Linked DNA regions of Homo sapiens: region 1 is linked to region 2. A link is a loop called in an ENCODE intact Hi-C map of the cell type or tissue named here. Cell type or tissue: adrenal gland. All regions are shown on one strand. Links, peaks and the distances in the headings refer to the core of each region. The heading gives the core; the rest is flanking DNA. Region 1 overlaps COLEC12 (collectin subfamily member 12). Region 2 overlaps COLEC12 (collectin subfamily member 12).

Evidence for each region. Peaks named below come from ENCODE experiments on the same cell type or tissue, not always from the same donor. Only the 100,000 strongest peaks of a DNase experiment are listed, where the experiment ranks them.
Region 1: it touches region 2 in a loop (4-fold over the local background); 9 of 110 quality-filtered maps call a loop at or near these places.

Annotation. Positions count from the first base shown.
Region 1 is chr18:382,184-394,390 of GRCh38, forward strand. The region is part of intron 2 of COLEC12 (collectin subfamily member 12); the gene reads right to left. It overlaps LOC107985155 (a long non-coding RNA gene), which reads left to right. Exons shown (of 2, transcript XR_007066264.1): 1 at 1-4,814. Among named protein-coding and RNA genes, the nearest start is that of COLEC12, 110 kb to the right of the region's middle. RefSeq lists an enhancer at 11,829-12,207. In adrenal gland, for the core only: no CTCF peak of the experiment used is centred there; a DNase peak (open chromatin) is centred at 6,497.
Region 2 is chr18:442,139-454,345 of GRCh38, forward strand. All of the region lies in intron 2 of COLEC12 (collectin subfamily member 12), which reads right to left. Among named protein-coding and RNA genes, the nearest start is that of COLEC12, 52 kb to the right of the region's middle. RefSeq lists a silencer at 5,011-5,305. In adrenal gland, for the core only: no CTCF peak of the experiment used is centred there; a DNase peak (open chromatin) is centred at 7,543.

The sequences.
Region 1 (12,207 bases), core at 2,765-10,764, 60 kb before region 2:
ACATTATTTCTAGGGCAAACTGTGTCTTTAAATTATCAAAATCTGCCTAATAATTCACCCTTCCTGTGTTAAGTTAGGGAGTCCCTGTATAAATCAGATACAGATGGAAAAAAAATCCCTTTTTCTTTCTGCTTTTCATGCCCAGAATCAAGAATATAATTAGCTTCACAGATATGTGGTCTTACTACTTTATATAGTAAATTTACTTGTAGGCAAGAAGAGTGTCTTCTAAGTGTTCTGCATCTCATCACAACAGAGTAGGTTTTCCTAACCTCGCAAATACATGACCTGAAAAAACAGGATTGAAAACGACTTTGAAAGGCTGGAACTCTGGAGCAAACCCAATATAATGAAATTCAACAGGAATGAAGTCCCTGCTTACCTTAGGCTCAAGTTTCTATCTGGACACTCCACTTATTAGCACTAATCCCCCCGAGCCCTGGTTTCTTAATGTGTAGTATGGGCATCATTACAGCCACATTATAGGATTATTGTATAGATTAAATGAAATTATGCATTTACAGTGAATACAGTATAGGTGGCACAAAGTGGGCCAGTGTATAGTAAGTGCCTGCTTCTTTTCTCCTTTTTGCTGATTCAAGCAAATGTTATTTTTAAATTTTGTTTTAAGTGACACATAATAATTGTACATATTCATGAGCACAATGTGATGTTTCTATCCATGTATACATTGTGTAATGATCAAATTATAGTATTGAGCATCACCTCAGACATTTATCATTTCTTTTTTTGTGTGTTGTGATCATTCAGAATCCTTTAAAAATGCAATGATTTTTTGGGGTGTCATCTACAGGCAAAGAGCATGCATTCTGGCCTGCACCTCCATGCTGTCCATTTTACAACGCAATTCCCCCAACGGGACTCTGTCATTTTCCAGGACTGCCTGTACTGTGTGGGCAAGTCTGTCTAATCTGGAGTCCAGGACTGGGAAGTTCATTCTTGTGGCATACCCAACCCATATCCTCTCATTTGGGCCTTTATCAGAATTAAAGGTGAATTTTTTAAATTAAAAAAGCCAGAACATAATTTAATTTAATTTTTTAAATTAAAATTGCCAGAACATAAGACGAGAGTAATGGCTTAGTAGTAGCATGAGTAAGAGTTTGAGTGAGTAGCCTATTCAGTATGAGTCAGTGATTTGGTGCTGTTAATATGCAATGAGATGGAGGTGAGGAGGGAGTGAGGTCTCAGGAGGGAGATGTATGTGCCCAACTCCCCGTATGTCTCATCATAAAGTCCCAGAGGACAAAATACAATAATACCTGCCAGAAACATGATAAAAGATGAGTTTAGCTACCCTAGCTGTGGAACTTAAGTTACGATTATATTGGTTTTGTATAAACGTAAAACAAAAATCAAGATAAAAACTAAAAACCAAGAAACAACCATGAGTTTTAGCTTACGGAGAGATCTATCCATTCAACAATAGGTTGTAACCTCCCATCTCCCCTAACTGCCCCCTACCCACTCCTTCTCCACACTCTACCTGGGTATCCATCAACGCCTCTGATTAGTAAAGAATCCAGAACAGTGGTTGTATTAGTCCATTCTCAGGCTGCTAATACAGACATACCCGAGACTGGATAATTTATAAAGGAAAGAAAGGAAAGAGGTATAATTGACTCACAGTTCCACATGGCTGGGGAGACCTCACAATCATGGCAGAAAGTGAAGGAGGAGCAAAGTCACATCTTACATGGTGGCAGGCAAAGAGAGAATGAGAACCAAGCAAAAAGGGGTTTCCCCTTATAAAACCATCAGATTTCATGAGACTTATTCATTTCCATGAGAACAGTATCGGGGAAACCGCCCCCATGATCCAATTATCTCCCACTGGGTCCCTCCTACAACATGTGGGAATTATGGGAGCTACAATTCAAGATGAGATTTGGGTGGGGACACAGACAAACCACATCAGTGGTTCTGAATCTTGGCTACAATCGACATACCCAAGAAGCTTTTATAAATCTTGATGCTTAGACCACATTCCAGGTCTGTTATATCAGGGTCTCTGCTTGTGGGTCCCAGGCATGCATCCAGCGGATCGCAGTGTGCAGCCAAGGTTGAGAACAACTGCTCCAGAATGCTAGTCCACCTCACCTGGAGGATGGTACCCATTCCGGGCCACTAACTTGAGGAAGGCTGGAGTGTGACCAGGATAGAGAGGAGTCTAATGTTTGACATAAAGACAGCTGGAAAAGGACATGAAGAACAGGAGGCTCAGGGAGGTGTGGTTGTTACCTGCAGATAGATGAAGGACTGCCACGTGTAAGAGGAAGTTATTTTGTTTTCCCTGCATTGCTATTAAAGGTGGGAACTAGAGAAAATTGAATTTCAGCTCAACCTAAAAAGAGAACTCTTTGAGCAGGGAGTAGGAGGCACAGTTAAAAGAATGTGCAACCTACTGCTGAATGCTGTGCACGTAAGCTAGAGTGAAACCCCGTTGGTCAGAGATTCTGTAGAAGGAGGTCGGCACAAGACACAGGGAACTGGACTCCATGACCTTTAAGGTCCTGTGTAACTGTGATTCCAGGTGTCTTTGATTCTAGGGGCTCAATGGTTTGTCATGGACTAATTACCAACTTTGCAGAAGGAATAAAAACATTTTGTTGAACTCAGGAGAACAAATCCATCATAAACCTTACCAAATGGATAAGCACAGATAGGCTGGGACATAGGAATAAGCCTAAGAAGACTGAAATGCCTAGAAGTTCTTTCCATATCACCATACAGTTCATGAGAACAACTTAAAATACAGCAATAAAACGCAATCACAGTAAATGGCCTTGCTGTGGCAGCTCTCTAGAAGGATATCTGCTGATTTAAGAAGGCAGAACTCTGGAGGAGACCCCTGCTGTTTACATGGTTGTCCAAGTTAATTATCCCTGTACTTTCAGATGAAGTGAATGGTAATCTGTTTATCTAGGTCAAATAGTTGGAACTGACTCTGTCCCTTGACAGTCATATGAAAATACGTAGTGTTGTCCTTTTGGGCATTATAAGAAAGATCAGGTTAAAAAAATAGCATCCACTTCTTTACAGGCACAACATAGCCTTTATTTCTAAAGTACTCTAATTAGACCCAACTCTAAACAAGTGGTTTAAAATGGGATTTTTTTTTTTTTTTTTTTTTTTTTTGAGACAGAGTCTCGCTCTGTTGCCCAGGCTGGCGTTCAGTGGTGCGATCTCGGCTCACTGCAACCTCCACCTCCCGGGCTCAAGCGATTCTCCTGCCTCAGCTTCCTGAGTAGCTGGGATTACAGGCACACACCACCACACCAAGCTAATTTTTGTATTTTTAGTAGAAATGGGGTTTCACCATGTTGGTTAGGCTGGTCTCGAACTCCTGACCTCGTGATCCACCCATCTTGGCCTCCCAAAGTGCTGGGATTACAGGCATGAGCCACCGTGCCTGGCCAAAAATGGAAATTTTTTTAAAGACAGAAAGAAAAGAGATTTTAGTGGCTAATTATTTCCGTTTTTTCAATTCATGGTATATTTTTTGTCTTGAGTTTATGGAATGTTTCCCCATAGAGATAATGAAAATCTGGCTTCTGGCCTCTGCAACCATTCTAAGAACAGCAAAGTACATACATGGAAGAAAGGATGGAAATACCACAGAAAATTAGTAAAATGCTGATACTGGTTACCAGAACAAAGAGGGGTGTCAGAATGGAGGAAGAAACTTTATATGTCAGAATGTATCTAGGGGAGATGTGATTTAATCTACAAAATAAAATCTTTGGGAGAGTAAAGTGCTACCTAATGGCATTTACCAGATGTCCTTTAAGGTTGATCTGATTTCAGATTAAGTCAGTCAGAGTGAGCTGGGGATACAGTAGGGGTGGATAAATCCACTGTGGGAAAAGTTAGGATTATCAGGGTACCTTTTGTGGGTGGGGGAGAAGGCTAGGCTTCAGTTTGACCCTTGAGGGATGGTGCCTTCAGGAAATTACAGAATTATTGAGCTTCCTGAGCTACAAACTTCCCTTAGATTATGTCCCTTTGAACTACTTATTCTTTACTACCTAAATCCAATGTATTGAACATTGTTGAGCACCAACTGTACAAGTCATGTTGTAACCATACATGGGCAGGCAGGGGTGACTGGAAGACTAAAACGTGGTCACTGCCATCTTGGAACCCTAGAATGATAATGCTACAAGACCTTGCTACTCAAAGTACTGTCTGTGGACTAGTGGCATCAGCATTATCTGGAATATTCTCAGATGTACAACCTCAAGCCTGTCCCCAGACCTACTGAATCAGAATCTGCATTTTAACAAGATCCCCAGGTGATTCCTATGTCCATTAACATTGGAGAAGCACTGCCATTGGAGACCTCAGAGTCTCTAACCTCTCACCCTTCAGATACAAACCCAAGGCTCAGAGAAGTTAGGTGACTTGCTCAAGGTCACACCACACATTCATAGCAGCCAGGTTTAGAACATTTCTTGATGCTTCATCTGGAAACATATATTACAGGAAAAGAATGGATATGGGAACCAGGCAGACCTGAATTTGGAAGCTGAGAGCCTCAGTTTTCTCACTTACGGAAACTAAGTTGCTTATACTTCCTCAAATATTCCTCAAGTATAAGCAACCTAGTTTCCATAGGTCTCAAAAAATAAAATTTGATTTCAATTTTTTTTTTCTGTTCCCACCAGCACCTTCTGGGCACACATAGCTTCTGAAGAGGCCAGGTGTACAGCTGACTTGGGATTGAGGGGTTCTCCACGTAGTGAGGAGTTTTGTTACAGAAAGAACGCAGACCGCTACCATATCTGCTGAAGGTAGGGTGCCCACATTGCTGCCCCATGATCGCTAAGACTGTTGTCTATGCTTTATATAGATCCCTGGATGTCTCCAGTCCTGTTTTCCAACACATGATCTTTATGGCAACACCACTGAGCTCGCTTTTGGCAGATTAATTGGTAGCGTTGTCAGCACAGCTACCTTTTATTGCCAATAAACTTGGGTCCCTGAGCGCTGTGGCCTTAATTATTTGTTATTTCTTTTTCCAAGAGGGATAAAGAATGTTCTGCTTTTTTTTAAAGTGTCTTTTGCATCAGGACAAGACCCTGAATAATTCACTGAGGAATTTACCATATGGCAGTGAGCAGAAGCGCTTTAGAGAAAGCAAAAAATTAGCAGACGACAGCACCCTCTACTAGCCTTTTCCCTTTTCTTTATACTTTCATTCCTTCTTTCTCATCTCCCCATCAAAAAAATTAAACGAAAATCATACTTAATGGCTAGAACTCCATTTTTTTTTTAATGGCAGAGAATCAGTGGCTTCCAATTTAAGCCTAATGATGAAATTTCCACCAGTAAAATATGGTGGACATGTTTGAAGGCGTCAATGACATAGTGCAATCCTTCTGCGATGATTTCTCACTTAATACTTGAGAACTGCTCAGTCTCTCACGGCAACATGGATTCAGATACAACCATATACGGCTGTGTATTTTCATAACTCTTAAAAATAAATATGTACGCTAGGAAAATTTGGGATCTTTGTTGAGAGAATTTAAAGTTAGGCAAAAAATCATTTTGATGAGTGTAATCACTGTATAACCCAGTGTGTAATTTTAAGACGCTTCACTAGCTTGTGGGGCTTATCAGAATATTTTTCCTTATGTACGACAAAACTGGGACCACATTAAGCAAAATTCCACTGATTACTTTTTATGCAACTGAGAAATTGTCAGTTCAGCCAATTGCTAGCTCTCTCCAATACTTGGGATCTAGGAAAAATTAATGCATGGGGAAGGGAACACAAAGTCCGTTTTGGCCTATAGTTTCAGTATCTTCCCCGCAAAACAGTTTACGGAATTGGCTAGTAGGCAGACAGATGTAAGCTGCACCTTCTTTCATTTCTACCTTCTTGTCAAGGGGCTAATGAACTGTAAAACAGCCCCAACTAGACAGCAGGAGGGGTAAGGAACAAAAAGAACTTGGTAATAAACCATCTACATAATTGGTTCTTGAAAGAAAATCAAGCTTAAATATTAATATTTAAGGCTGTTAGTAGCCCTCAACTTCCACAATTGCAAGACACATCAGCTACTTAGTATACTATTTTATTATAGTCAAATACCACCTCATTTGAAATAGAGGCCTAGATTGATGTTTCAGTCAGAGTTATCCGTATAATCTCTAACTAAATCCGCCTAATTGGATCATCTGCAATGGCTCCTTTGGCCATTAGTCTTAATTAACGTGGCACCATGGTTACTGCACATGCTCACTGGCTTTAAAGTAGCAGCTAACCTGATCATCTATCAGCCTCTTTATGAAACGATTCACTTGTCAAGTTTCTGTATGCGCATGGGTCTCTCCAAATGCCAACCACACATCAGTGATGTTTGTAAACTCCAGGATTTTTTGTTTCATTTTGTTTTTTTGAGACAGGGTCTTGCTCTGTTGCCCAAGCAGGAGTGCATGGCACGAACTCAGCTCACTCCCACCTCAGCCTCCTGGGTAAACTCCAGTTTTAATAATGCTTAAGTCATTTCATGAGCTACCTGTGGCCACCCAGGTCCCAGAGCTGGCATGTCACAGAAATGGACTAAACAGAGATGAGGTTGAAGAAACAACTGAAGGTAATCCTGGCAATGAAGAGGTGGATCTTAGGGTCTTCCTGCCTCCAACTCTGCACTGCTCTTCCTTCTCTGGAACCCTCTCTCCTTGTGTCCAAGTGTGCTCACATGGTGCCCTTCTCCAGTTCTCTCCAAGTACTTCTTCCTCCTATAACAACACTCCCTCTCCTGTGGAGTGTCTACATCAGGTGTGGGAAGGAAAGCAGCCCAGTTACATTATTCACAATTCAGTGAATAATATTAACAATGGAAAAGATGAGCTTGTTGATACAATTGGATTTATAATTGATAGCATTCAGCTAAAGTAATTTTGCAAAGGAAGTTATTTCAGGCAGAATTAGAAAATAATTTTTGAAAAGTAGGGGATATAAAAAAATAAATGTCCATTACACACACACACAGACACACACACACACACACGGCCATGATATAGAATACTGTGCAGCAATTTTTTTTTTTTTTTTGGAGATGGAGTCTTGCTCTGTCGCCCAGGCTGGAGCATAGTGGCACGATCTAGGTTCACTGCAAGCTCTGCGATCTCGGCTCACTGCAAGCTCCGCCTCCCAGGTTCAAGTCATTCTCCTGCCTCAGCCTTCCGAGTAGCTGGGACTACAGGCGCCCGCCACCATGCTCGGCTAATTTTTTGTATTTTTAGTAGAGACGGGGTTTCGCCATGTTAACCAGGATGGTCTTGATCTCCTGACCTCATGGTCCGCCCACCTCGGCCTCCCAAAGTGCTGAGATTACTATGCATGAGCCACCGAGCCCAGCCCACTGTGCAGCAATTTTTTTAAAAAAAGATATAGCACTATATATACTGAAATGAAAACTCTCCAAGATACTGTAACAACAAGCCCCTTTTGGACTTCTTAAATCCAGCCACAAACTCACAAATAAGGTCATCCCCGGACTTTCTCCACTAATTCAGAATAATCCCTCTCTTTCCCCTACTCCCTGAGAGAATCAGGCTTACTCGGTACCACCCACAGACTCAAGCCTGCAGAACTCAGAAGAGTACTTCTGAAAAGTTGCTAGTAGTCTCTGAGCCCAACCAACAAACATTAGCGGCTTTCTCGTGGTCAAACCACACTCACAGATCTGGCCACAAAGGCAAATTCATTTTCCAGTGAGGGATTTACAAACTACATCTGTAGCTTTCTGATGAGTGACTTTTGTTCTAATTTTTGTTCTAATCTAAGGCTAAAGATAAGGTTCTGATGGAATTTTTTCTTTAATATTAAAGCATAAATAAACAAAACACAAAGCATTGAGCAAACACACTGAGACTTATTTCACAGTGCCATCTCAACCGAGGCAGTTCCCAGGACCTAGAAGTGCTTTGCCCAGCAGGGGGCTAGGTCCCCACCAATCACAGCTGCACTTCCCAAGAACAGGCCTCAGGTGTTCCTAAAACCTGGGAAGGGAGGCCATCGTGCTGCCCAAATGTTGATTTGCTATAAAAGCAAAAAGATGGGCCATACCTCTCCTCCTTCGAGCTATTTCTGAAAAAGAGGCAGGATGACAAACTTGAGTTACACTCTTCCAAAGCAGAAACTACTGTCTGGGACTTAGCTTTCTGTTGTTGCTGTATGTTCCATTAAACCAGTTCAATGGGCTAAGGATCATTCAGCAAATAACTATTTCTGTGTTAAAAGATTAAAAAGATAACAGAGGGTCAGGCACAGTGGTTCATGCCTGTAATCCCAGCACTTTGGGAGGCAAGGTGGGCAGATCACCCGAGGTCGGGAGTTCGAGACCAGACTGGCCAACAGGGTAAAATCCATCTCTACTAAAAATACGAAAATTAGCCAGGCATGCCGGTGTGTGCCTGTAGTCCCAGCTACTCGGGAGGATGAGGCAGGAGAATTGCTTGAACCTGGGAGGGGGAGGTTGCAGTGAGCCGAGATTGTGTCACTGCACTCCAGCCTGGGCCACAAAGTGAGACTCCGTCTCCGAAAAAAAAAGAAGAAAAATGATAGCAGAGGCAACGGCTCCTTTGGTTTCTTTGGTGCATGCACTGTCATCCTCAAGAGTTAAGAAGGCCCTGTTTTCCTAATGTCCTTGTCACTGTTTAGCAGCAAGCACACGGGCACAGGGACACTCCTTGCCTGTGGGACAGACATCGTTCCCATAGCAGCAAACCCATGTCTGTCAGGAAGTAACCAGGCAGCAGCTGTGGGCAGCTGTGTGCCCATGGGGAACTGGTCCGCTCTTTTTTTCTATTACTTTTTTTACAAAAACCTGAATTTCCGGTTTTATTACAAAGCCATTTCTAAATGATGGGTTTTCTAAACCAAAGTCTCAGATTTGGCTGTCAGGGGGTCTTATTCCTATCGCCTTAACGTGAGGAGGGCTATTGGTGTGTAGCTTCCTGCATCTTGTAGACCCAGTCTCTGAAAACTCTCAATGCTTTGAGCCAAAAGAGACTCAGGAGATTACACATTCTCTTATTTTAGGAGTGTGTGCAGGTGCCAACTGGAATGCGGTGAGTGGTACTGTGTGTGCGCAAACAGAGAAGAGAACAGGAAAGAACATTTTACCCTCCACAATTTGGGGGTGGATTGCTTTTTGAAACCTTTGGCAAATAATTGCATCAAAGTGTCTCAGTTCTTCAGCGAATACACATGTGTTGTGGTACCAGGTCCACCTATGGTACTGAGGTCCGGAATCTCCTCCCTGACTATAAATTGGGGGTTTTTGTTGTTGTTGTTGTTTTGGTTCTATACTGAGCACCTATGGCTCTCTGGTTATAAGTACTCTTGTTGATTGGGAGGAGAATCCTGTCTTTTGGGACACTAGTTTATAATTTAGTGCACTGTGGCAGCAGAGCTATCAATGTCTGAATTTATCTCCCATCTTGGTATTTTCAGGGGGAACCAGAGAAAACAGTCTATATCCACCAATTCTCCACCACACACCAAGTTATTTTTTAGATGTTTAATGAAAATGTTGGCAGGAGGTGGCAATAGTTATTTTTACTTAAGTATAGCACTCAGAAAGGCAATCTTTAAAACCTAGAGTTCAAGTTTATCCTTATTATTTACAATGAGTAAGGACTTTTGGGAAGATCTGGCTATTGAATATCAACAGGTAAGATTATTTAAAGTTCCTACAATGATTGTGAAAATAATCTCGCATTCTGCTGAGAATATCCTCATCCACAATTCATACGTGGCATCATACTTTGCATGTTTGGTAAATAAAGGGTGGAAAGAACAAATCTTTGGATTGTCTCTACTAGCCAGTGTATACCTGGGGCCATTCATGGGATCCAGGAACCAGACTGTGCCTGTCTCTCCGTGAACAAAGAGCATCCTTGGAGCATTCTTGCCAATCAAATGGATGCTTTTTTCTAAGTTAACTGCAGAAAGCCTTCCCTACCTACAGTGTTTGTAATTTTTCAACTTGTGCTACTGTAGCTTGGTACCTGCTGGGCATGGCTATCATTACCTACAATTCACTACTCTTCTGGATAACTCGCCTGAACCTTGAAAGGTAAAAAATAACTGCACTAAAATCAAAAGACCTGGGTTACAATTCTGGTTTTGTCACCGAACATCCATGCTAACTTGATCAAGCCTTAGTTTTCCCATCTATAATGTGATAATCACACGACTCCTGTACAAGGTTTTTATGCAATTTAAATTACATACTGGATGGGAATATAGTTTATAAATTATACCATGTTATATAAATATGTAGGATTTGGTATTTGGCGAAACTTACACTCTCTTTTAGCCCCCATTTCAGATGCTATTTGGTGAAATGCCACACCCTTGTCCCAGCTTTCTGGACCCAGGTTTGTGCATCACACAATTACTTCAGCTACTAAGGAAAAAGGGCCAAATCTCAAAAGGTGCTTAGCCCACAGTTTTACTCCTAAAATGTGAGGGCCTTTTATGGGCCCACTTCCAGCCTAGAGTTCACAGCAAGACATGTGCTGTCAGGGCAGGAAACTTTACTTAACAACCTAGCCCTAATGCAGGCCGGTTTGAGCTGAGCCATTGGACTGCACTTAGTCCAGAATGACCGGTTACTTCTCTTCCATGACTAAACATCTTTGGAAAAGATTCTTTTCTTTGTTACATAACCCAATGTTCAGACTCCTTTGTTCTTGAGGTCTTCACCAATGAATAGAAGCTCAAGTTCATTGCCTGCTACCTAATGCTTTTTAAGAGCCCTGTTGTAAGAAATAATATTCATGGATGATTGCCTGAAAGATATGAAGAACATCCATTCCTCTAGATACCCTAAGTTGTATTCACACATCAAGCCAAACCATCAAAAAACAGCAGGCTTAGGCTGAATTGTTCTGGTCCCATGTAGAGCTGCTTTTACTGAATTACACTTTGGCAAGATGCCATTGGCTCGCACTGAGGGACATTACAAGAAACAGTCTTATAAAAATTGCTAGTGCGGGGATATTGTTGAAGATATTTCCACTGTATCCCATCTTGAGCCTCTGAAGAGAATCAACAGAGAAGTGTCCCTTGGCTCTTAATTCCAGAAGAAGCCTGTTTCTCTCGAGCATTTGGCTTTTCTCATGTAGGCACAGCAAATTTCATATTTCCCTTTTTTCTTTGGTATCTAGGGAGCTCGGAGGCACAGCAAATTTCATATTTCCCTTTTTTCTTTGGTATCTAGGGAGCTCGGAGTCAAATCTTCTTCCCACCTCTAACAACTGTACATAAACTGTATATAAACAAGCCACTCTCTACCATGAATCTATGATCCCATCACACCGACCTGCAACATTCCTTGAATCTGCCATGCACTTTCATGTTGCCCTGCGTCTGCCTACGCATGTTCCTCTGCCTGGAATACCCTTTGCCTGTCTTTTAGATAAGTGAAATCCTGGCGGAACTCATAGCTCCTATCTGTGCCCGTGTGGCCTTTCATCCACACCACCAGTGTAGCACTTATCATAATATATTCCAGCAGACTATATACACGTCTGTGCCCTTTGCTAGATCATAAATTCCTTTCAGGCAATGCCATGTACGTTTATCTTTGTATCCTCAGTTCCAGATGCCTAATAGATGTTCAACAAATGTCTACAAAATTAGTGAGTAATTGAACACTCCTGTTCCAGCACCAACATGAAGGAAACTTAAGATGTTTGTTACAAGGTTAATATCAAAACACATTACACTGTTTACATAGGCTTTGTGGAGGTGGTTGCTGGAGGTCCCGGGTGCAGGTGGTGGCGTCTGTCTTAGAGAAGACCCCAATCTCCAATCTTGCTTTTGGAGACAGGAATAATGGGATGCTTTTTTTCCTACAATGTTTCCCTTATAGCATTTTATACTCAGTCAACTTCCAGCAGCTTGTCCATTGATGAGGCCAACACCAGAAAAGCAATTGAGTAAAGTCAGAAATAGAGAAAATTGTGCCCAATTCTGTTTTGTCGTTCCATAGGACAGAGGACAGGAGTCCAGAAAGGAGGGTGGGAGGCAACCTGGTACTGGGGTCAGTGTGGGTGTAAACACACATGAATGCTGAGGAAATTTAAGATCAGCAACCAATTATTTGATCCATTTTCTAACCCCAGAGGGGGCTGGAAGTGGGAATGATGCTATCACAG
Region 2 (12,207 bases), core at 2,812-10,811:
GGATGTTTGAGGAGTAAGAGTCAGAAAATGACACAGAGAGAAAAGACGAAGTTACAGAGGTGTGAAATAAAGGCTACTGTGGCTCTCCGATTTTCCATCTCCACAATATTTCCTTCAGAGATGACTTATAAATTCAAGTTTGATTGTCATGTCTATTTAGAGGGCATCTGAATCTTTCTCCTCAGCCCTGATTTCTCTCCCAAGCCTGCCTCTGGGACTTGACTGGCATGACCTTGGGTAAACAGCGAAGCCTGGCCCAGTGGAGCTGTTGGGAGGCCCAAGGGAGAAAACCCATGCTGATGCGTAGCACCAAGCTCAGACTTAGCCCCCTCAGTAAGGAAGGTTCAGCTGTTGAGTTCTGTGTATTTCTGCCCATTGCTCTCTACACATACTGCTGCTTCTATGTGAGTTCAAGTTTCCCTTGCCTATGAAACTCTCAGCATTCCAGCCCAGGGTGACCCCTTCTTTCTCCAAACTCCTAGAACCTTTCTACCAGCTCTTCTGCACAATCCTACAGGCATCTGTCTAAAAGCTGCAAGTCAGCCGGGCGCAGTGGCTCACGCCTGTAATCCCAGTACTTTGGGAGGCCAAGGCAGGCGGATCACGAGGTAAGGAGATCGAGACCATCCTGGCTAACACGGTGAAACCCTGTCTCTATTAAAAACACAAAAAATTGGTCGGGCGTGGCGGCACGCGCCTGTAGTCCCAGCTACTCAGGAGGCTGAGGCAGGAGAATGGCGTGAACCCGGGAGGTGGAGCTTGCAGTGAGCCGAGATCCCGCCACTGCACTCCAGCCTGGGCGACAGAGCGAGACTCTGTCTCAAAAAAATAAATAAAATAAAATAAAAGCTGCAGGTCACTGCAGTGTTCATCTGGTCCAGCCACCTGCTAGCAGGAGTCATCTCTTTTCACTAATGTGTCAAGACTGTCTTATATAGAATCCTGACTGTTCATTAATTTTCTATACATATATTAGTTAATACGGAATTATATGGTACATGAAAAATACATATTCTGTATGTATATATTCTCTTTCCAATTGCTTTGTAAGCTCTTAAAAACACATACCTTTCTGATTTTCCCACAGTATCTAAAACATAGTATGTACTTGAGGGATATTTAGCTGACTTTTGGTATTTTCAGATTGGAGTTATTGTTCAAAATCTCCAAATCTGGAAAAATTGATACATCCATTTCCTCATGGCTGAAAGAAACCAAAGGTCAAATCTGAAGGAAGCTCAATTATCTTGTATCTCACTTTCATGTCTTTTGGTTAGTAAAGTGAAACGACTTTAACTTTTTGTTTAAGTATCTTCTTTGGCCTTCTATTTAAATGGTGGTTAAAAATAGTTGGTTCTGGAAGTGTGGTTGTCTGTTCAGGTTTTCATGGGAACATGTGTTTGTTTGTGAACTTTAAGGTACTCTTGGCTTTAGATATGTGCCTGCATCCCCTCCGTCTCATGGTGTAGGGTAAGGGGAGCAAGAATCGGAGGAAATCTACCATGTGGCTGGAGCCTAAGGAGAAGGGTTCTGTTAGCATGGGAAGGAGAAAGCAAAGAATAAAGGAACGTGCTGATATAGTTAGCATATTTGTCCCCACCCAAATCTCATGTTGAAATGTAGTCCCCAGTGGTGGAGGTGGGGCCTGGTAGGAGGTGTTTGGATCATGGGGGTGGATCTCTGAATGACTTGGTGTTATTGTTCTTCTTGGTCTTCTTGATAGTGAGTTCTCATGAGATCTGGTCATTTAAAAGTGTGTGGAGTCTCCTCCCCACTCTCTATCTTGCTCCTGCTTTCACCATATGACGTGCCTACTCTCCCTTCACCTTCTGCCATGATCGTAAAAGCTCCCTGAGGCCTCTCCAGGAGCCGAGTGTTGTCGGTGCCATGCTTCCTGTACAGCCGGTACAACCATGAGCCAATTAAACCTCTTTTATTTATAAATTACCCAGCCTCAGGTATTTCTTTACAGCAATGCAAGAATGGACTAACACAAGAGATCTCCAAACTTTTCCATGAAACAACCTCATCAGAAACAAGTATGAGCAAGTATCCTTCGGAATGCACATATTTATTTATAAATTATAAACATACACTATGATGATTGATACATTCAATAGTATTATAAATTAACTGTCTCTTTTTCAGATAAAAAATAGACAAATGTTTATTTTTGTTTATTCTATGTTTATACCATACTTTGGAGATCACTGGGATAGAGTCTAGAATCCATATCTGGGGGCTGATCCAGTGAAAATGCTGTGGCAGGTAAAACCAATGACATAACTGAAGTTAAACCTAAAAATTCTATACCATCAGTACTGTGAATAACCATGGAAATAGAAAATACAAGCCCATATTCACATTTCAATGTAAAATATAAGAAGCAGTTTTCATGACATTAATATAATTTTGAAATGGTATCCTCAGAAGTGGCTTCCAATCCTGACACTCTCAGCTTTGTTTATGGAGAAAGAGTTTAATTTTTTGGAGGTGGGGGTGAGGTAGGGAGGGGAGAGAAAAGGTTAAAATAGGTTAAAATATAGGCGCGAAAACAAGAAAACTAACCCCAATGTGAAAACAACTTTTATTTTAAAAAAGATGTATCTGCAAACAAATGGGATTGACGTGATATTTCCATATTATCTTAAGGCAAGAAATGTTAAGTTGTCAGAAACAATATCCTCCAATCATCCCATGGGGTCTCAAACCTATAGTAATTGCAGTTTCGAAGGGTATGCATGACTGACGTGTGCAGTGCTTTTCCAGATCTAGGAAACTACTACATGCTTGGTTTTTTACGTTTCATGTTTTAAGCTATGTCTATTTATTAAGAAATTTTTCCTTACGTATTATTTTTAAACGAAGGTCAAATATGACTTGTTGCCCTCTTCTTAGGATATTCACAGTTCATTTCTTCCTGTTGAAAATGGTTTTCCCACATGAAGTTTGGCACTCTGGGGTGAACATATAATAAAGTAATCAGATCTGACCAGGGCAGTAATTTTCATACGGAGAACTGACTGAAATGTGGGCCAGAGAGTGCAATAACATGCACTTGTTCTTTCAATGTGGCATAAAGTATGCACCAGCAGATTCCATTTAGTGTGGATTTCAGAGCATCCTGGAAAAATCATTATCCATCTCTCCTAGGTTACAGCTACCATTTCGCAACTTTGCTCCTGGTAACTTGCAGATGTTGCCTATATTTGCAACACAAGGCCTCATTTGTTTGAGCCCCAATTATGCCAAATTATGAAATTCTGATGGGGCAGATCTGACGGTTATCTGTTATGTTTTTAAACACAACAGTTTATCAAGGTATAATCCCCACACCGTACAATATGCCCATTTAAAGTATACAATTCAATGGTTTTTAGTATATTCAAAGACTTGTATACCCAACACTATAACCAATTTTCCAATTTTAGAATATTTTCATCACACCAAAAATAAATCCCATACCTCTGCCAGCCCCCAGAAAACCACTAATCCACTTTTTTTTTTTTTTGAGACAAGGTTTTACTCCTGTCACTCAGGCTGGATTGCAGTGGTGCAATCTTGGCTCACTGCAACCTTCGCCACCTGGGCTCAAGTGATTCCTTTGCCTCAGCTTCCTGAGTAGCTGGGATTACGGGTGTGCACAACCACACCCGGCTAATTTTTTATTTTTTGTAGAGAGGGGGTTTCACCATGTTGCCCAGGCTGGTCTCGAACTCCTGAGCTCAAGTGATCTGCCTGCCTCAGCCTCCCAAAGTGTAGGGATTACAGGCATGAGTCACTGCGCCCAGCCTAATCTACTTTTTGTCCCTACAGATTTGCCTGTTCTGAACACTTCATATAAATGGAATCATAATATGTGGCCTTTTGTGCCTGGCTTCTTTCACTCAGCATAAGAGTTTTAAGGTTCACCCATGTTGCAGCATGTACAAATACTGCCTTTTTTATGACTAATACTCCACTGTATGTATATTCTACATTTTATTTATCATTTACCAGTTGGTAGACATTTGGGTTGCTTTCACTTTTTCACTCTTATGAATAATGCTGTTATGAACATTGATGTACAAGTTTTTATGTGGATATGTTTTAATTTCTCCTTGGTGTATATATATATGTGTGTGTGTGTGCACGTGTGCATATGTACATACGTACATACACACACACAAACACACACCCCTAAGAGTGAAACTGCTGGGTCATATGAAAATTTTATACTCAATTTTGAGGAACTGCCAGATTGTTATGATATTTAACTTTTTACTATAAAAATCATCTTTGGGCCAGGCGCAGTGTCTCATACCTGTAATCCCAGCACTTTGGGAGGCCAAAGCAGGAGGATTACTTGAGCCCAGAAGTTCAAGACCAGCCTGGGCAACATAGCAAGACCCTATCTCTGTAAAAAAAAAAAAAAAATTTTTTTTTTTTTTTGTTTAAGTAGCCAGGCATGGGAGCACACACCTGGGAGGCTGAGGTGGGAGAATTGCTCGAGCCCAGGAGGTTGAGGACCTTCCAAAGTTTTAGCACTATTTGTATAAAATAGTTTACTAATTTCAAATTATTGTCTTATTAAAACAAGTCCAGTTGATCTTACTGTACAATTAGCATTTTCTCAGCCTTTCATATTTATAACTGAGCACCCCTAAAAACAAAAAGGCATGTATTTCATTCCCATTTTCCATCTGCCTTCTCCCTAAATCATCCTGAATCATTCTATCCATTTATCTTCAGAATTTAAAGGTCCTGAGGCACATAAATACATCAACAGGCTTTTGAAAAAATTCTATGTTCAACTCTTAACAGTTTACCTAGAGTGGTCAGTACCACCTGAACAGTTATCCTTGATCATTTATAGTGTTTATCTTTCCACGTCCAAGAGGATGGCTGTTTAAGGGCTCCTCTGGCTCCTGTGCTTGGAGGGAGGGACTTCACCATGGGAATTACATGGCCTTTAGGTCAGATAGTCACACGTGGAATCTCTCCCTATGAAAGCCTCTTCACACTATGCAGATGACACATACATTCAGGCTTTACTTGGCTTACAGCCCTTTGTTAACCAACAAAAATAGTATCTTCCAGTAAACTCCCTTTTCTACACACAATTCAGGTCATCTATGATTATGCCATCTAAGAGATACTGTGTCAGTGGCACCTTCCCGCATGGGAAGAGATCTTGCTTCTTGAGCAGGATATGACTTCCTCAGAGGCAATTGGACATCCCTTCCACTTCCCCTGTGGCAGCATGAACTTCCTCTGTTTCTCAAGGAGGTAGAGGGAGAGGGGAGCAGCCTGCCACTTCTGGAAATTCACCCACAGCTCTTGCCTGGCGTGCTGAGCAGAGGCCACCCAGTCGGGCTTTGCAAATAGAATTTGACTCCCATGCCAGACCAAGTGAAACAGATCCACCATACAGGCACTCCAGGAAAAACAGCAATCCATAACCTGTGTGTGCTGAGAATCTAGTACATTGCTCTTTATGAGCCACTGTAAAAAGCGGGATAGGATAATCCCAGTTTCTCCTTCTGTAAAATTCACCTCTCCACATATACTTGACAACATTACAGGGAGACACAGTTTCCAGAGCTTAGATACTTTGCTAATATGTAGTAAACATAAAGGTAAAACCATTAAATTGCAAGTCCTGTCCTCTCTGATTTTACTAAGCATAAAGCTATTGATCACTTTTTGTCCCCTACAGCAAGAATATATCAAGAATATAATCATATCAGGAGAAAAACTACAATCTTCATCTTTGGTAGCGGTCAATCACTTTCAGAATTCTTTTCAAAAACAGCCAGCAGTCAAATTAAATTGTAATTTGGGTTAGGGGTGGGATGGAGGAGAGAATCTGACTTTTGGGCACAGTGTGTGTGAAAATACGTATCCAAAAAGTTCAATGGGAAAATGTTGTCTCCCTGTGACTGAAAAAAAATAATTGTGCTGCTTTCAAATACCCAAGTGGTACCACAAAGTTTGTCTTTCTCTAAAGCCTGTCTGTATCAGTGCCTTTGTGTCTCTCTTGAAAATATCACTTTTTGTAGTAATCTTCTTTTTTAACCACTTTGTCATCATCGTGGGATAAACAGAGTAGACTTTCCAAAATGAATCAGGGTGGTTGGGGTTGAATAGATAAAACATGACTCTGGCAAACGAGCGTTCGCTAAAGTCTGATCCTGTAATCTTTGTGCTGGCAGAACACCACTGTAGTAAACTTGGTTTGGCAAACCCTGTATAAAAACAGGACCCTTGACTTAAGATACAGTGTAAACATGTTGACTTCCTAAAACCCTCAATGGGTATGTGGTGAAGGAAAGCTTAGACCCAGACTCTGTTATATAAAAACAAATTAACTTGAAATGTAATTTTTCTCTACTAAGGCTTTTCATAATATATGAGCAGCCCAACCCCCAAGCCCCTGCCAAACCCATCACAATTATTGTCCAAATTCCCGTGGAGTCCAAAGGGGAGGTGGTATTCAAAAGAAGTAACTGCTGGTGGACTTTGAATAAAATGAGAAGTCTGTGAGGCCAATTAGGTTGTCAGTGGACAAAAATAAGCATAAATTAGAGCAATTAAGTAAATGAAAATGATCAAAAGGAATTTGTGGCAAGAATTTTTTTGAACAGATCCTTTTCTATTATATAGGTACAAAGACCATTTTAAAGAGTTCAAAAGATTTTTAAATTTACTATACTGTACCCAAACCTCATGAAAATAAAGCATACGGAGGAATAAATTCTAGTTTCTTTTAAAAAGTTACTTCAGTTGAAGGAATATTGTACATTTGGTATACTCACAAATATTAAAAAGAATTGTTGGCTAGATACACAAAACAAGGTCATTTTTCTATTCCCAAAGAAATGACACCCAGCGGGGAAAGGGGAATAAATACTGTTTGCCAGAATTCATCTTTCATTGAAATCATACTGAAACCTATAAATTATAATAAAATATTATAATTAGAATGTTATAGTAAAATATAACAATAAAAGTGGACTTTAAGGTAGAATACATACCTTTTTAAAACAATGATTATATTTTGGGATAGAATATTATAGAAGACTTTTACTCTCTAAGTTACACATTTCTACAGATTGTTATAGTAAGTGTGTATGATTTCAGTAACCAGGAAAAAAAGAAGTATTAGGTAAAAAAATAACTCTAGTGTGAGAGGTTATCTTTGAGGCTAAGTTGAGAGGAAATCTGCTCCACTTACTGTTGTTTACACTCTAAACTAGTCGCTCTAAAATATAGTTTACACTCTAGTTGGCATCAAAAGTGCCAAAACTTGTTTTGAAGGAGACCTGCAACATAATGGAAACAAACTCTGCAAAGCTGTCAGTTGCTTCATAGGTCACTGTAATGAAGCTTCTGCAGCAAACTCTCTCTCAGGGACTCCCACACTGAACTGCTTTTACAGAAAGAGACTCACTAGGCAGCCACGGAGGTACGCCCTCAGTAAGCTATTCAGCAATAAGGGATGCCTAGCCAGCTGACAGCCTCCAGCACTGCCCCTCTCAATCTGCCACCGTGATTCCTGCCGAGGCCACACAGTCCGGGCGGAGTCTGCTTACAGCCAATGACTGATCATGGCAGGGACACGAGAGCCAGGTCACTTCTGCCCTCATGGGGCCCTTCTGACAGGCAATCTCTGCTCCCGGGCACCCATGTACCTGGCTGAGACTTTCTCAGAGCTGCACTGCAGTCTGAGATTCTTCATATCCAACTCTCCTTTTTACCTCCTCTCTTTTAAAAGGTGTTGGACCTGTGTCATCATAATTTTGTTACTGACAGTAATAACATTATTTAAAAAACAGCTTCCATTGGGATATTTCTTATCATTTTTAAACCTTTTCAGTTATATAATTTCATTTTGTCAGTAAATCATTTATTAGTAGAATATTTAGTGAAGAAATTAGGCATAGATTGCCTTCACTTGCATTAGTGGACATTTAAGTTACATGAAGGGAAAACACTGATACACAACAAAGTTACTGATGAAAACACAAGGACTTTCTTTTTTAAAACTCTCTCGGCTTCCATAACACCACACTCTTTTGGTTCTCCTTCCAGCTCTCGGAAAATGTCTTTTCCGCCTATTTCACTGGGTCATTGGTAAGGTTTGGGATCTGTGTCTCCGCCAAATCTCATGTCGATTTGTAATCCCCAATGTTGAGGGGGGGCCTGCTGGGAGGAGTGACTGGATCATAAGGGCAGAGCTCTCATGGATGGTTTAGCACTAACCCTCTTTGGCACTGTATTGTGAGTGAGTTCTTCTGAGATCTGGTGGTTTACAAGTGTGTGGCATCTCCCCCACCTTCCTCCTGCTCTGGCCATTAAGATGTGCCTGCTTCCCCTTCACCTTCTACCATGATTTTAAGTTTCCTGAGACTTCCCTAGAAGAAGCTGCTATGCTTCCTGTACAGCCTGCAGAACTGTGAGCCAATTAAACCTCTTTTCTTTATAAATTACCTAGTCTCAGGTATTTCTTTATAGTAGTGCAAGAACTAATACAGAAAATTGGTACTGAGGTGTAGGGCATTGCTACAAAGATATCTGAAAATATCAAAGTAGCTTTGGAACTGGGTAATGGGCAGAGGTTGGAGGAGTGTGGAGGGCTCAGAAGAAGACAGCAAGATGAAGGACAATTTGGAACTTCCTATAGACTTGTTAAATCGTTGTGACCAAAATGCTGATAGTGATGTGGACAGTGAAGGCCAGGCTGAGGAGGTCTCAGATGCAAATAAGGAATTTATTGGGAACTGGAGTAAAGGCCACTTTTTCCATGCTTTAGCAAAGAGTCTGGCCACACTGTGCCCCTGCTTTAGGGATCTGTAGAACTTTGCACTTAAGAGTGATGATTTAGGGTATCTGGTGGAAGAAACTACTAAGCAGCAAAACATTCAAGATGTGGCTTGGTTGCTTCTAACAGCCTATGTTCATATGCGTGAGCATATGAATGAACATACACACCTCCATACACCTCTTTCAAGTAGGCATGCCCCAGGGCTCTGTCCTTGACTCCTGCTCCTGCCTCCTGCCTGCTCCCTGTCAGTGATCACATCCATTCTCATGGTTTTCACTCTCACATATGTTATGACCATTTCCCCTCCTATGAACTTCAGATTCACATCTTACTGACTGCTGGACGTTTCCACCTAAATGACCTGAAATTAGAGCTTATATTTAAAAGGGAAGCGGAGCCCAAAAGTTTGGAAAATTTGGGGTATCTGGTGGAAGAAACTTCAAAGCAGCAAAGCATTTATGATGTGGCCTGGCTGCTTCTAACAACCTATATTCATATGCATGAGCAAAGAAATGATCTGAGGCCAGGCGCGGTGGCTCATACCTGTAATCCCAGCACTTTGGGAGGCCGAGGTGGGTGGATCACAAGGTCAGGAGTTCAAGACCAGCCTGGATGATATGATAAAACCCCGTCTCTACTAAAAAATACAAAAATTAGCCAGGAGTGGTGGCAGGTGGCTGTAGTCCCAGCTACTCAGGAGGTTGAGGCAGGAGAATTGCTGGAACCTGGGAGGCGGAGGTTGCAGTGAGTCGAGATCACGCCACTGCACTCCAGCCTGGACAACAAAGCGAGACTCCATCTCAAAAAAAAAAAGAAATGACCTGAAATTGAAACTTATATTTAAAAGGGAAGCAGAGTGTAAAAGTTTGGAAAATTTGCAGCCTGGCCATGTGGTAGAAAAGAAAAGACCATTTCCAGGGGGAGGAAATCAAGGTGCCTACAGAAATTCACGTAAGTAAAGAGGAGCCAAGTATTATTAATAATATCCAAAATAATGGGGAGAAGGCCTGGAAGGCATTTCAGAGAACTTTGTGGCACTTCATCACATACAGCCTTAAACTCTTCTCTATTTTTTAAAGATGAAGCCTTTTCTCATACCTAGATGGTAACTTGCTCGAGAAAAAGAATAGCGTCACATATCTTTAAATGCCCAACTATGCGTGATCTAGTGTTAAGCAGAATAGATATTGTTGAGTGAATAAATTTCATTGGCATCAATGATCACTCACATACACCGTGTTGGAAAAAAACTTGAATTGTGCACCTTGTGCTCAATATATGATTTAGATTAAGAGCTTGGGTTCTGAAAGCAAATGTGGTTTCAAACTTCTACCATCTATGGGCCTATAACTTTGGGCAATTTATACAATCTCCTTAAGCCTCAGTTTCCTCACTGATAAAATGGGATACTTTCTTATAGCGCTATAGTAAGAATTAATTGAGATGAAACGGGGAGTACAGCACAGTGCCTGGCATATGGTAAGCTCTCACTAAATGGTGGCTATATAATGATCGCTGTTGATTCTTTTAAGGGCTTTGGTTGCTGCTTCTAGGAACCCCCTCTTCAGCAGAAGCATCTTCCTCCGCCTCACAACCACCACTATCAAAGAGCATTTGGTTAAGAACCTTGGAAGAAATCCTCTCATTAGCTGTGTGCTTCCAAGTGTTGGCTCTGGCAGGATTCTGTGGGAGGACGAAAGATCAGCTGCTATTACCCCAACAAAACCATAACTCTTTCCAATCAAAGCCAGGACCCAAAGATGGGCTCTCCAGGACTGACTTTCAGATTTATTTTTTAAGTTACTGTGTTCTGCCAATTTGTGTTGTATTTCTTTTCCACAGAACTTCACATCTGTTCTTCCTGCCACACAAGTGCCTATGAGCTTTGGCCACAGGTGCTTCCAAGTGGAGCACAGGGCAGCTAAGGAGGTGGGAAAGAATGCTGTGATTCTGTCCCACTGAAATAGCACCACTCAGGGGTCCTCCCCCATGGGAATTGGAAGTTAATATTTTACAAGTTGAAAGAATGTAACCAAAAGACATCATCCTAAAAACCAGCAGGAAACCAGAGTCATCTTTTATTACACACTGCCAAGTCCATCTTCTGATACACAGGAGAACTTCTGAACAACAAAGAGAGGTCTCTGGGGTTTGGTGGTTTATTTTGCTTCTTTCTCCACCCCAGTCCAACTTCCCCTCTTAAGATGTGTCAGTGAACTTAGCAAGCAAGAATTCTAAATTAGCATCGTATGATCAGTGTCACTGGCTTGTTCTGGAGATCACCAAAGATAGGAACGTGCTAGGAGACACAAGGACAAGAGGCACTCCTGGCCAGGTTGGGGATTTCTAGAATTTAAGAATTAATCAAGAAAGAAATGAGAGGGAGAAGGAAGAGAGAAGAGAAACTGGAAAATGAGAAGGATGAGGAAGGAGGAGGAAGAGGAAAATTATCAGCCAGTTTCCCCTGACCAGCATCCCCACCCTCAGCTACCCACATGCAGAGATACAGAGAGAGACACAGAGACAGAGACAGAACACAGAGCTGTGTGGTTGGGAGTGAGGGAACCAGACACATAGGATTTGGATTTGTCAGCGCTAAATGCTAAGTTCTCCCTCCTCTTCTCAACTTAAATAATGCCCCAGGGCTCAGTCCTCAGCCCTTATCTTCCCTGTCTATACTCTCTTCTTCTGTGGTCTCATCCAGTCCCTGGGCTCTATGCTAAAGACTCCTAATTTTTATGTGCAGCCACAACTTCTCGACTCAGATCCAGACTCATGCAATTACGCTCCACTGAATGTATAATAAGCATCGCAAACTTGACATAATAAAGACAAAATTCAAAATCTGCTCCTCCCTTCAATAAATGTACCCCTGTTCAGCAAGATGCTTAGCTCAAGCACCTAAAAGTCACCCTTAATCTCACTCTTTCCCTGATAGCCACATCAGCAAGCCTGGTCAGCTCTGCCTCTAACATACATCCCAAATCTTATCACTTCTCAGCATCTCCAGGACCAGTGTTCTAATCAAAGACACCATCACCTCTGATTTAGTCTAGAGGCACAACCTCCTACAGATCTCCCTGCTTCCGCACTTCAGCAGTCAGAGTGGGTTATGTTATGAAACATATCCGTTCTCTAGTTGAGCCCTCTGAAGGCTTTCCATAGACTCCAAAGCCCTCCCCATGGGCCCCCTGGTCTCAACATATTCTAGCCCTATTTCTTGACGTCATCTCCTCCATCTCCCCGCCACTCTATTGTAGCTACAGCTGGCTTAGTTCTATTCCTAGAACATTCCATGCTGTTTCCACCTGAGGGACTTTTTACTTCCCACACACCATGAGGCTACGATGCGCTTCCCAAATCACAGCCTCCCTCACTCTGTTCTTGTTCCCACTCCCACA